2 separate regions of the Homo sapiens genome follow, and region 2 is linked to region 1. A link is a contact called in ENCODE Hi-C or POLR2A ChIA-PET data. All regions are on one chromosome and are shown on one strand. Each heading gives the region's core, a stretch centred on a gene start or an enhancer-like site at or near the end of the contact. The rest is flanking DNA. Distances are from core to core; before and after follow the strand shown. Region 1 holds the start of POLR1B (RNA polymerase I subunit B). Region 2 has its middle 28 kb from the start of NT5DC4.

The links. Hi-C counts contacts between places; a loop is a spot of excess contacts on that map. ChIA-PET counts read pairs that join two places held with the same protein, here RNA polymerase II (POLR2A). Pooled maps may share reads with other maps.
Region 2: a loop to region 1 is called in a pooled map, with 7 times the contacts of the local background. The contact joins the enhancer-like site here to the promoter of POLR1B in region 1. A Hi-C loop is called at or near these places in 8 of 50 pooled maps. POLR2A ChIA-PET finds 5 or more read pairs at or near these places in 3 of 52 experiments (PC-9, activated B cell and activated CD4-positive, alpha-beta T cell).

The regions. Positions count from the first base shown.
Region 1 is chr2:112,541,211-112,544,798 of GRCh38, reverse strand. POLR1B (RNA polymerase I subunit B) reads right to left here and starts at 2,334. Exons shown (of 15, transcript NM_019014.6): 1 at 2,128-2,334. The coding sequence starts at 2,304. TTL (tubulin tyrosine ligase) reads right to left here. Exons shown (of 7, transcript NM_153712.5): 7 at 3,060-3,588. It overlaps LOC105373562 (a long non-coding RNA gene), which reads left to right and starts at 2,587. Exons shown (of 2, transcript NR_136321.1): 1 at 2,587-2,596; 2 at 2,721-3,143. RefSeq lists an enhancer at 2,302-2,451.
Region 2 is chr2:112,691,092-112,695,047 of GRCh38, reverse strand. No RefSeq gene overlaps it. Among named protein-coding and RNA genes, the nearest start is that of NT5DC4, 28 kb to the left of the region's middle. RefSeq lists enhancers at 199-698, 2,158-2,397, 1,816-3,015 and a silencer at 3,748-3,934. Within about 2 kb of position 2,472, at least 16 of the 41 ENCODE cell types and tissues checked have a DNase peak (open chromatin) inside an H3K27ac peak, as active enhancers do; they include PC-9, where a contact is called at or near this core.

The DNA.
Region 1 (3,588 bases), core at 1,085-3,584:
TGGCAAAATTATGTTTTGTAAGTAAAAAATATGATAACTATTTTTTCCCTTGGCTTTATAAGTATTAGTTATTTATGTTACTGTGTTTTACAGAACTTTTTCAAATACTATATTATTATAGTCCTAGCTAAGTTGTGGCATCATTTTCTATGCAGGGCCAAATTTTCTTCATCTACTTCAACCAAAACAATTATCACAAGGGACTGAATGCACAAGCAGACATGAGAATCCAGCTGTCTTTTCATTAAGCCAGACATTAAAAAGATTTTTAATAATGCAATTCATCTAACTTCTTTTTTGCTTTGGAAAATATTTTTCTTAAAAATGTTAACATATAATTGGTTTATTTATTTATGTATTTATTTTTTTGGGAGAGTCTCACTCTGTCACCCAGGCTGGAATGCAGTGGTGCAATCTTGGCTCACTGCAACCTCCGCCTCCCAGGTTCAAGCGATTCTCGTGCCTCAGCCTCCTGAGTAGCTGGGATTACAGACATGTGCCACCATGCCCGGCTAATTTTTGTATTTTTTAGTAGAGATGGGGTTTCACCAGGTTGGCCAGGCTGGTCTGGAACTCCTGACCTCAAGTGATCCACCCGCCTTGACCTCCCAAAGTGCAGGGATTACAGTCAAGAGCCACCACACCCAGCCGACTGGCTTATTTTTAAATTAGTGCTTTTCTAAAATTTCTCAATTGGATTTTTTTTTTTTAAAGACAGGTCTCACTCTGTTACCGAGGATGGAGTGCAGCGGCACAATCATAGCTCATTGCAGCCTCAAATTCCTGGGTTCAACTTATCCTCCCACCTCAGCCTCCCGAGTAGCTGGGACCAGCTACTTGGGTGCGCACCACCATGCCCCACTAATTTTTAAATTTTTGTGGAGATGGGGTTTCACTATGTTATCCAAGCTGGTCTTGAAATCCTGGGCTCAAGTCATCCTTCTGCCTTGGCCTCCCAAAGTCCTGGATTACAGGTGTGAGCCACTGCACCCAGCCCGATTAACTTTTAATTAGGAATTTTTTCTCACAGACATGATACTGTAACAATCCAGGCACAATACAAATAACCCCCACCCCTCTAGTCTTTCTAAACAATAAATCTTAATGGCTCCCATATTATTTGCCGAATAGAGTTCAAGAATCAGACTGGCAATCAAAGCTCTCCACATTATCTGTATCCCTATCTCCCACAACACAAATCTTACCCAACAAAACCACAGGTAGGGTCCCCGAAGCATGTGACTCTGCTCTACTCTTCCCCTGGACGAAATGCACGTTTCTCACTTCTTGAACTCATCTAATCCTGCCCTTTCTCAAACTCCTGGATTAGTTGCGCCGCCCATAGGCTCCCGCAGTAGCCCACACAATCCCTTGGCAGAGCAGTTCTCAAGAACATTGGCATGCACTGCTTTCATTATCTTCACCCCTTCAACCCCCAAACACGACAGGGAGCACTTAAATGCATGAACTGTCTCGTACACGGGACTGCCTCCTCCACATCCTCTGAGCCTAGTGCCTGGAGACACTGGGGATGCTTACTAAACGAAGCTTTCCCCCACCATACTCACTTGAATTCTGCTACCATTACTCTACGCTAATAATGCAATTACACTTTTCGATTCAATCTTGCTTTCATGACTCATTTATACCTTCCTCGGCACCTGCTTAATTCATAACAAATGACGAGTAGTTTCTCTCTTTAAAGCTCTAAGAGAAGGAAACTGAAGGATAACCTTGAACATTACACTGTACCTACAAATACGTTCGGGATCTTTCGAGGTACGTTTTGGAGAGGTAAGTCTTCAAGTGATATAAAGCCGTGTGCATTGTGAAGCACATCCCCAGATAAGCCACTTCCTCACTCTCACAGCACCCCGAAACTGTCCAAACTACGGTTCACAATCACTTTTCACTCCAGAATCACGAATACATCTCTTAAGACGCCTCGACTCCAAGTCTCACGAAGGCCAGTACCGCGTCCTGTTTAACATGTTGTGCTCTCCCGCTTACCCACCAAGCCTGTCAGGATCAAGGAGCACATGCATCTGGGGTCATACTGTGACCTCCCAGCCACCTCCCTGGGATTGGCCTCGCCGCGGCAAGGGCGCCGGCGGACGCCGCGCTCACCTGCACCGCGAGGCCGAGACCCTCGTGCACAGCGTAGTTGAAGGACTCCACGTGCGCCCGCGTCAGCTCCTGCAACGCTGCCTTTTGCTGTTCCCGCGGGATTCCATAAGAGGGGTCAGTCAAGTGCTTTAGGCTAGGCCCGCTGGGCAGGTTCCGCCACCGGCTGCCAGGATCCATGTGGCCACCTGCACACCGGACGCCAGTCTCTCGGTACACGCCGGACGCCAGTCTCTCGGTACACGCCGGAAGTAGTGGCCGCAGTCCCGTTTCCGCAGCCTGCTGGGAAATGTAGTTCCCTCTCGTTCCACCCGCCCTAGGCCCTGCGGTTTCGGTTTCTCGGGGTCAACGTAGAACCAAAAACGTCGAGTGAACGGGCCGATTAAGGCCGTGTCCAGCCAGAGCGTGGCGGGCCCTCCCTTTCTCCCATATTCCGCCCCACTCATCTCCCCGCTCGCGAAAGATGCCGCAGGTGGAAACCCGCTCCCCGCCCAGTTGAGCATGTGACCTCTTTGGCTCTCATTGGCTCAGTCAATTAGGATCGGAGGAGAGCGGTCTTCTCAGGCTCTCTTCTGTTTCCCTTCACCTGTTCCCAGTCCCACGCTGATGCCGACCCTGGGGAGTCATCCGGCCAAAGTCGTTGCTTCAACGAAAAAGCGGATGCCGGGCCCCGGGCTGACTCTCTACCCAACTCCTAACTCGCGAGGCTCACCCCTGGGAAGCCAAGGAGTGGTCGGGCCCCGCTAACCTCGTCGCATCTTCCGGACTGGAGGCCTGGGGGAGGCCTGGGGAAGGAGGTGGGAGAGGAGTCGGGCGGTCCCGGATGGAGGGGATGGGGCAGCGGGGCGTCCAACTGGATTTACAGCCTGAATTTCTTTTGCGTTCCTGTGAGCCCCTTACCTCCCCAGAATACTGATTAATCAGGGAATGCCTGCTGGTTTTTCAACTTTATTGTGTTTGTGTTTAACAGCTATATTGCGTTATAACTGGCATACAATAAACCACACATTTAAAGTGTACGCGTTAAGTTTTGACCTATGTATACAACCATGCAGCCATCACCACAATTAAAACAATGAATTAAACCACCACTACCCAGTATCCTCCTGCCCCTGATAGTCCCTCCTTACTGTCAACTTCCCCTTTCCTAGTTCAGCTGGTACTTTTCATTCCTATATCACTTTTTATAAAAAATTCGAGCCGGGAGTCTGTTGCACAGGCTGGTCTTGAACTTCCGGCCTCTAGTGATCCTCTCGCCTTGCCTCCCTAAATGCTGGGATTACAGGCATGAGCCACCGCGCGCGCCCGGCCAACTGAGTAGTTGTAGTTCTTTATATAGCCTATACTAGTCCTTGTCAGATCCATGATTTGCAAATATTTTTCTCCCATTCTGTGGGTTTTTACTTTCTTGCTGGTGTCCTTTGAAGCAAAACGTTTTAATTTTGAAGTGTAGTTTTTTTCTTT
Region 2 (3,956 bases), core at 1,223-3,722, 150 kb before region 1:
ATTGCTTGAGCCCGGGAGGCGAAGGCTGCAGTGAGCCGAGATCGCACCACTGCACTCCAGCCTGGGTGACAGAGCGAGACTCCGTCTCAAAAAAAAAAAAAAAAAAATCATCCTGGCATGGTGGTAGGTGTCTGTAATTCCAGCTACTTGGGAATCTGAGGCAGGAAAATCGCTTGAACCCAGAAAGTGGAGGTTGCAGTGAGCTGAGATCGAGCCACTGCATTCCAGCCTGGGCGACCATAGAGCGAGACTCCGTCTCAATCAATCAATCAATCAAATAAATAAATAGATAAATAAATAAATGCATTAACCATTTGTTTAAAATCAGTGGAGGCCTTCCAGGAGGAGGAAAGAACCAGTAAACCCTAAAAGCTTAGGTGCCTTCTGAACATGACAGCCTGGGGACAGCCGCTCACGCTCAGCCCATGGCCATGCTCCCCTCACATTCACAACGTGTCCTAGTCCCTGTCAGGGCAGGCACTGAGAGGTGATGATGTGGGGTCTACTGAAGGCCTCACGGGCATTCCAATGTCTAGAACACGGTTTCATTTGAAAACTTCTGGGTGTACAAAACCCAGCACCCACCTCCCGCACCCATCCCACCCCAACTGGCAGCAGCCTAGGGTCTAAAGAGTTCAGAAAGGGCCCTGCATGGGGGCTGACCTGAAGCCAGGTGGATTTCCAATGATGGCTGGGCCAGATGCCTTGTTAAGTAGGACACCGTGGGCAGCGCGCGGTGGCTCATGCCTGTGATCCCAGCACCTAGGGAGGCCAAGGTGGCGGATCACTTGAGATCAGGAGTTCGAGACCAGCCTGACGAACATAGCGAAACCCTGACTCTACTAAAAATACAAAAATTAGCTCGGTGTGGTGGCACCTGCCTGTAATCCCAGCTACTCAGGAGGCTGAGGCAGGAGAACTGCTTGAACCCAGGAGACGGAGCTTGCAGTGAGCCGAGATCGCACCATTGCCCCCCACCCTGGGTGACAGAGGGAGATTCCATCTCAAAAAAAAAAAAAAAAATAGGACACTCTGTCTGCCCTTTTTGGTGACATGAGTCTTTCAGAGCATGAGCAGTTCTCTCCTGGGACCATCTCATTTATCTATTTACCTGCTACCAATTTTAGCGCCAGGTTTGCTCTCACTCTATGCAGCAACTACAGATGTACAGCAACGGGCACCTCTGCGCCTGCTCCGCTTTCCTGCCTCGTTTCCATGAAGACATGGCTGGGGGCTTTGGGGACAGGGAGGTGTGTGTAAGGGGTGCCTGGGAAGCGCAGGGCGGAGCAGGAATGCTGGCACTCCACTCCTTTCCTGCCCCTCCAGCCTCACTTCCGGGTCATTCCTTCCCTCGCCCACTTTGACCCATTCTCCAGACAGCAGGAGAGACCTGATGTGGATGAGAGAATTGGTGTTTAGAAAAATCAAACACCTTGCTTAAGGTGGCTCAGTAGTAAATTGGAAACCGGGCCTCAAATTCAGATTTTCTGATTTGTTTTTCTTCTTCTGGAGCCAGCAGGCCGGTGTCTCATCCTCTTACTGCTTGGTCTTTGCTGGGTCTGAGTTATGAACAAATCCAAATGATAGTGCCTGGATTTTAATGGGGTCACAATTTAAATATTTTCATCTTCTCAAGGGATCTAAAGATCCTATATTAACCCAGGCTGGTAAAATAGCTAGTGCTAAGTAGGGAGAACTTTCTGGAACTCTCAAATTGCAGCATCTTGGTGTTCAGTAGCTGAACCATCAAGCCCAGGTCCATGCACTCATTCCCTTCCTTAGCGCCCCTGCCCACTCTGCCAGTGACTCATCCTCCCACACCTTCCCTCTTCTCTCCTGTGCCCATTTGCTCCCCAACCAGCTTTGCCACACCAGGGCTCTCCTGCCTGCCCTCAGGGTGACAAGAGGCAGAAGTCACAGGACTGGGGAGAAACTGACCCCAATTACTGAGGATGAAATGGTTCCAGCATCTCAGTGAGGCATCTCATTGAGGTGAGACAGGGCTTTGGAGGGACAATGAAGGTGTACTTGGGTTGGGGGATGCAGAGCTTTAGCTGGCTCTGGTTGCAGCTCCCAGGTGGGCATGGAAGTGAGGGAGGTATGGGATGGGTCAAGGGGGTCTCTACCTAACAGGAAGCCAGAATGGTGGAGGGGCTGGGAGGACAGCACAGGAGGAGTACAGACCACACTGGACCAAGGCAGGAGAAGCTGGGCAGATATGGGCCCTGAGGAGTAGGGAGGGAGTTGCTGTTGTTACAGTTGCCGCCTGGCTGCAGAAGCCAGAGGTCAAGTTCAGGCATGCTGGTTTCTAGGGAGATGAGCTCATGAGCTCTGATGCTCACTCCGCAGGAACCTCCAGCATGAGTCAGCATCAGCTAGGTTTCTCTGGTTCTAGCCTCACTCCTCGCAGCAGTCAAAGTCCAGGAGAGAGGATGTGGTTGGCCCAGATAGAGTCACACGCCCTGGCAATCTGGCGGGTGAGGGATGCTTCCCCTGAGGAGGCACCTGACCTGGACAGGTGACTCCCTGGAAGGAGGTGGGGCTGCTGCATCTGGGAAAAGGAGTAAATGCTGAGAGGTAAGATGACTAAAAATCATTCCAGTCCGATAGTGAAAGGACTGGCCTTTGAATCCATCCCTAAACTTGAGGATTTGATTTGCTCAGTGGCTTTAAAAATATCTAAAAGATATTGTGTCAAATTGCCAAACAACTCCCAGGCACTTCCTCTGCCTTAGCCATTTCTGGGGCTTTCATCAAGTCTATAGCTCCAGGTAATGGTCCAGCTGCTGATCCTTGTGGAATGAGACATGCGAAGCTCTGTGTATGAGTTACTGTTTGGGTTGTGACATTTCTCACTGCAGATTTCCTGCCAAGCCTCACTCCCAGGTTCTACATCCACCCACGAGGCATATAGAGACTTCTCTGGAAGCAGGCGCTGGGAGGCCCATCCAGCCCACTGTGACTTCACACCCAGGAGTGTTAAAAACTAGAATTCTCCTCCAGCTGGGCTAAGCAACATCCCTACTTAACACAGACGAGTAATACACATGCACCAGGGTGCAGTACTGTTTCAGTTACTAAAGGCTCCCAACAACCTAATGGCCATCAGGGGAAGATGTACTAAATAAATCATGGTGAGCCATCTAGCATGCTTCCAGGAAAAAAAAAAAAAAAAGAAGAAATCATGGTTCATTCACTGTTCAGCCATCTAACATAATAAGGCAGCACTCTGTATGAAAATGGAGTGATCCCTTATCTGTGCTGTTCAAAGTAAGGTGCCAAACATTGGGCAGACTACGACATCCCTTGTGTAAAAACTGCACACATATTTTAGGCCTGCTCATATGTATATGAGCACACATATAAAGCCGAAGTGTTCAGTTTCCCCACCACCCTCTAAGGAATCAGGGAACTCCACAAGGCAGTAGAAAAAGCAGACGGTAGGATGGAGAGTCAAGGAGAGAGGGGACCTAAGAGAAAGAGAGAGGAAGACACTTGGGGGTCAGAGAAAAAACAGTTTTTTTAGGAAGCTTTGTAGGGTGGTATTGTAGAAGGCAATTTTCATTCTTTCGAGCCACCCAGCGTCTGATCCTCTGTCTGTTAAAGGAACCCCGTCTTCAGAAGGCAGAATTCCCTTCACAGCAGAAGCTGAAAATGCCAGAGACTCATGTCCTCAGTTTTCCTTGCAGGGAGGGTTGGGACTCGTGACTCCACCAATCAAATGTACTCACCCTGTGTCTGAATCAGAAATTAGTCACATGAGCCTGGGCAACATGGTGAGAAACCGTCTCCACAGTAAAATACAAAAATTAGCTGGGCGTGGTGGTGCGTGCCTGTGGTCCCAGCTACTTGGGAGGCTGAGGTGGGAGGATTGCCTGAGCCTGGGAGGTTGAGGCTACAGTGAGCCGAGACCCTGTCTCAAAAAAAGAAAGAAAAAGAAATTAGTCACATGAGGC